Regions from separate parts of the Homo sapiens genome. Here region 2 is linked to region 1. Evidence: chromatin loops called from intact Hi-C (ENCODE). Cell type or tissue: PC-3. All regions are shown on one strand. Each heading gives the region's core, and the rest is flanking DNA. Links, peaks and the distances in the headings are about the cores only.

What was found. A loop is a pair of places that touch in the nucleus more often than their neighbours do. Peaks named below come from ENCODE experiments on the same cell type or tissue, not always from the same donor. Only the 100,000 strongest peaks of a DNase experiment are listed, where the experiment ranks them.
Region 2: a loop joins it to region 1, with 2.7 times the contacts of the local background. A loop is called at or near these places in 2 of 110 quality-filtered maps.

Annotation. Positions count from the first base shown.
Region 1 is chr12:89,875,979-89,878,906 of GRCh38, forward strand. No RefSeq gene overlaps it. Among named protein-coding and RNA genes, the nearest start is that of LINC02399, 70 kb to the right of the region's middle. In PC-3, for the core only: no CTCF peak of the experiment used is centred there; no DNase peak of the experiment used is centred there.
Region 2 is chr12:89,732,211-89,735,138 of GRCh38, forward strand. The region is part of intron 2 of LOC107984543 (a long non-coding RNA gene); the gene reads left to right. Among named protein-coding and RNA genes, the nearest start is that of ATP2B1-AS1, 25 kb to the left of the region's middle. In PC-3, for the core only: no CTCF peak of the experiment used is centred there; a DNase peak (open chromatin) is centred at 1,641; H3K4me3 peaks cover 832 bases; H3K27ac peaks cover 2,429 bases.

The sequences.
Region 1 (2,928 bases), core at 244-2,743:
TTCCCAAGTGCTTTATTGGTACGGATCTATTCTGACTTTGGCATATTGCCAACCAGTTTGACATATTCAAGAGTCTGAGTGAAAATATTCTAGGAACATTGGGAGATGTTTTAATTGCCTAAGATCCACTAGTAGGCATTTCAGAATGTCTCCTAGCTTTTGATTACTGACCAAATCAGGAATTAATGATCTGCCATTTTCCACATTATTACTTACAAATTAAGAATTGACATTTTATGCTAATATATTCCTGATAAACTTTGCCAGTTATTTTTCTTTCTAACAAATCAAAAATACATTTTCAATTAAATAATGACTTGAAGATGGGAACTACCAACCCACAGACCTAGGTAGCTGGGGTTTGTCTTTGTTGCTGTTATTCAGAGGCAAAAAGACTTGTTAGGGTGTTTGTTGAGAAGGATGTAACTATGACACTTTTGGCTCAGTCTACCATTACAATTACTAATGAGAGTTTTGGGGCGTGGGGAGCAAGCCTAAGATTGTCCTTAAGTAACAGGACAAGAAGCCTTCAAATGGTGGTGTTGGGGGTCAGAGTTGAGGATATAAAAATAATTCAGCACAAATTATATTTTATGATCTTCCTTGTTGCCTTTCCTTGCCTGAAATTTTGTAAAGATGATATCAGATTTAACTGAACTTTAAGGCAGCCTAAAGGGGGGGAAGATAAATTACATATATGAATGAATATGACCAGCCTTTCCTTCATACTCCCAGAGCTTCTTAAAAAAAAACCATGTGCTTCACTGTAACATATTTCACTTTACAATTGGGCATGTTTACATTTAAAAAATTGTAAATTCAAGAGGGTAGAGCATGGCCTCATTTGTTTTTGCCTCCCATCTATGCCCAGGAGGGGTTTGTTGACTGTGTAGGAGTTAAGGGGGCAGTACCATACCTTTACCTTGGTCATGGTAGAAGTTATAGGATTATGATCACGTTCTCCATATAAAAATACCCACCACATATCTGCAACCCCTCTCTCCTATTCATCAGGCATTGCTTCCCCAACTCCCTTCTCCACATGTATCAGGGCATTTTGCATCCTCGAATGTGTTGTTTCACATGTATTCATCCACATTTGCCATATTTTAGTGGAGCAGACACCAAGATTTAGGGCAAGGGTTGAAACTTACGGCTTGTATAAGATAAACTGTAATAGGACAATTAATATGTTCCAGACAAGATAAAGGAAAATCAGCTTTGCCAAAGATTGATTGATAAAGCAAGTAAGAGAGGAGATCCAGTTAGAGAAACATAGAAACAGAAAAACCCTAAGATATAGAGAAGCAAAGGCAGAAATGGAGACACATTCGTGTGCGTGCATGTGCACATGGACACACACACACTCACACCAGCATTCTATGCCAGAGCTGAATCTTCATGAGCATTTTCCTTAACTTAGCCTCTTCATGTTTACTTTTTACGCTAGCCTTTAAAAATTGAGATATCTGACTTATGCTCTTTTTGCAGGAATGTTTTTAAAGATTATTTATTTAAAAAATAAAGACCTGCAAAACACTGAGAGATCCTCATAGACAGTAATCATATCTGTCACATATAAAGCATGTACTTATATTTATTATTATAAGTGTTATCTATAATAAGTGTTATATATTCTAAGTTTTTTATAAGTTTATAGATCGTGTATGGGAGGAAAACATCTAGAAAGAGTCTGGTCACTTCTATGTCAAATAAGCAACCACCAGCTGCTGGATAAACTGCTTTTTTATTCTTTTAGGCTCCTTCCAACCCCAGCTATTTCCTCTGACCCTTTCTTTTTAAATTTTTTTTTTAAATGACGGAAGTGAGGGTAGGAGGAGGCCAGATCAAAAAAGGAAAAAGTTCTTTTCATGATATAGACTTACAAGTAATACATCTTTTTATAAAACTGTTTATTTAAGGATAAAAGGGCTCATGGACATCTATGAAATGTAAATCTCGCATAAATGAATAAACAATGACATGTGGCTGCTCTGGCCAGGCGTATCATCATATGTAATGGAAAAAGAAATCCTATTGTTTGGAAATAGGTCTTTATATGTGATTTTAAAGATTTAACAAGTACTTATTCATAGGAAGGAAATGTTAGAATTCATTTTAGAAATTTTATTTTAATCAAATTTATAATTGATCACTTTTTGTCATATTAAAACACAAATATTTGATTGGAAAAAAGGAACATGTGACCAAATACACAAACAGCAGTAAATCCTGTAATGCAAACACTAATAAAACTATTACTACATATTTAATCTTTCCTAGGTAATTGCCAAATAATCTTCATTTTAAATGCTTTAAGACTGTCATTCTGTAAATCAGACTCTCTCCAACTCTAATTTGAAGTGATCCTTCTACTGCTATCAAGGAGTAACAGTTTCTAAATGTCCTCTTCAAACATTTGGTGAAGGAGAAGCAAGTTTCTATGTGTGTTACTTAGAAGTGGTAAGAAAACTCAACTGCAGCACTTAGGGAAGCAGAGGCAGGCAGATCACTTGAGGTCAGGAGTTCGAGAACCCGGGAGGCGGAGGTTGCAGTGAGTAGAGATCGCACCACTGCACTCCAGCCTACGCGACAGAGCAAGACTCTGTCTCAGAAAAAGAAAAGAAAAGAAAACTCAACTGGAATGGATTGAAATATAACTTATAATTGATTATGGTTTTTAAAGTGAATGAAAATAAGTCAAATTAGGGATTTTCCTAAGAGTTACAAAGCAATTACTGATATTAGGATATAACCTTGGAAGTCAGTCCAGTTTCAACTTGACTCTCTCTCACTGCATCATCTTTATTACTGATCAGTTAATAGTTAATTCACATTAATAATCCTGGGAAGGAAGCACTGAAGTGTCTTCCACCCTCACACACTTACACACACACTCACACTTACTGAAAGTCATTGGTTCAAATA
Region 2 (2,928 bases), core at 330-2,829, 140 kb before region 1:
TCAGAGACTGCTTTCTTACAGTCTCAGCAATCTCTTTGGTCTTTTATGCCTCTCCTTAAGTTCTCTCAAGATCTGTTCTCTTCAAGATCCAGGTGCTTCTGCTGTTCTACTCAATTGTTAAAAGAAAGAAAGAGAGAGAGAGAGAGAAAGAAAGAAAGAAAGCATCATAATTTTTAAGAAGATTGGAATCACCAGGACTTGTTTTCTTACCCATTTCTCTCTTACTTCTATAATACTCATATTCTGTGGCTTTAGAGAAGTCCTCCTACTCTGAGATTAAAAACTCTAATTTGTAACTTAAGCCATTATAAAATGTATGCTAGAGGATAATTCTGGTTTTTAAATATGGTACTTATAAATACAGCATTATTAGAAGTCAAGAATGTTTCCAACTTCTGTGTTTGTCATATATTTGTCTAGGCCTCTATAGTAAACTGCTTTACCCTTGACCTCTAGCTACGTTTTCTCCTCCTTCTTCTAATTGCTCCAAGCTTTCTTCTTAGGTCATTGCAAGCTGTCCTACTTCTTCCCTGGTACACTTATGTTCTGTATACTTGGACTGCCTGCCTGTTCTCAGTTTATTTCTCATCCTTATTTGGAAAGTACAGAACTTGAGAATGGTAAACAAAATCGACATTCTTTGTTATTTGGTAGGCAAGTAGCTAATTTAAGAATTAAAATAGAAGTATAAATTATTATAAGAGTTATAAGTGGTTGAGTGCCAATTTTGTGCTTTTAGCTGTAGAAAAGAAAATCATTTTCTTACAAAACTGTGACTATACACTGTTGGTAATAAAATATTCATGCTAATCATGTTCATAAGATTGTAACAGAAATGCTGATATTCTAATATCTCCATTTCTCCCCCTATGGTACTTAGTAAACTATGGAACTAGATACTAGTCTAGAGCATTTTTTTCTTTCTCATATTATATTATAGGTCATTCTAATACTAATTGTAACTAAAAAGTAAGCATTTTCTAAAACTATTTCTATTACCAATGAAAAATTGTGTTGAATGCTAATACTAATTATTTGTCAATGGTAACCTTTTGTTAAAAGAATTAATTCTTTTGTTCATACTAGGCAGGACAGAAACTGAACTGGCAAGAGAGACAGATAAATCTAAATTTCTGTAGCACTTTTTTCTCTCAATATAAATATTTAATTATGTAATGAGAAATTCTTATGAAAAATTGTGACATACAATGGGATTGATTCTTTCTCTGTAAGTAGGGCACTAGTCATGTATCTGAGAAAGAAATTAAAACTTTTAAAGTATTTTTAAGTGATGGATCTATTCTAGGCACTTTAAAATATTCTCTTTAATTGTCACTGTACCCTACAAACTAGATATTATCATCCCTATTTCACAGATGAGTAATTAAGGTGAAATAACTTGCCCACAGCTGCACAGTTAATACTAGGAAGAGCCAGAGGTATGACACAAGGCTGATTCTAAAGCTCATGTCCTTTCCATCTTCTTAAAATAGGCCCCTCTGCTCATTCTTCAGGAGAAAATCAGCCTTGCGATATATTATAATACCTACCACGAGAGCCTTGTGGTTTGGTGGATAAGGATGTGGGATCTGAGGTTAAACTGAATTTGGAGCTCAATCCTGTCACTCACTGATTGTGTAATCTTGAACATTACTTGATGTCTCTGCGCTTCAATTTCGTCATCTGTAAAAATGGGGTGATAACAATAATATCCACTCAGTAGTGTGGTTTGTAAGGACTAAATGAGGGAATACACATAAAGTTCTCAATAAAGTGGTGAATACATAGTGTTCAATGGACATTTTCCAGGAGTTTGTTCTCCCTATAAAAGTTGGTCTTTTTGTGGGTAGAGAAAAGATGTATGGGTTGTAAATTCCTTTCTTCTTAGCCACTTATGTCTGGCTGATTTGGAAATCACTGCTTGTTTTAGATCCCTGCCAGATTTTACATGTTCATTTTTTTTTTCCTTTCATGCATCGTAGAAGATTAAAAATGCCCATAAATTCTTTGCTAATTCACCCTTTGAGAAGATTTTCCTTCTCTTGAATATATGCTAGACTTAGTGACTTACTTGATAAATAGAATATTGCAGAGTGGGACTTTTAAGGCTAAATAAAAGGAGTCTTGCATCTTTTGTCCACATCTCTTTGAATGCTTCTCTGGGAGTCCTCAAGCATCAAGTGAGAAGTCTGACTGCCTTGAAATGTTGCAGAGGCCATGTGTAGGCACTCTGGTCATCAGATCCAGCTAAGTCAAGTTTTCCAGTCATCCCTGCCAAAGTATCAGACATCCAAGGAAAGCTGTTTTGGACCCTCCAGACCAATCTGGATATCACTGAAGATGCTTAGTTGACAGAAGAATCTCCCAGCTGAGCCCTGCTTTAATTCCTGACCCCCAAAATTATGAGATATAATGAAATGGTTGTTGTTTTAAGCCACTACATTTTGGGGTAATTTGTTACACAGCACTGGATAACAGAAACATGCATTTATTTATTTTAAAAGAAACTCCTGTGCGAAAAACTCTTCTAGGTAGTGGGGAATGATGCATCTATGAACAACTTTAGCATGATCACTGATCTCATGAAGGTTACTGTCTTAGCCAGGGTTCTCCAGAGAAATAGAACCAACAAGATAAGTATATACAGGCATGTATATATAAAAGGAGATTTATTATAGGAATTGGTTCACATAGTTATGGAGGTCAAGAAGTCCAACAATCTGCTGTTTGCAAGCTGAGAAACAAAGAAAGCCAGTGGTGGAATTTAGTCAGAGGCCAAAGACCTGAGAATTGGGGTATGTGTGAGGGAATGAGCAGATAGTGTAAATCCCAGTCTGAGTCAGATATCTCAAGAACCGGGAACACCAGTGTCCAAGTGTAGGAGAAAATGGATGTCTTAGCTCAAACAGAGAAAGCAAATTCGCCCTT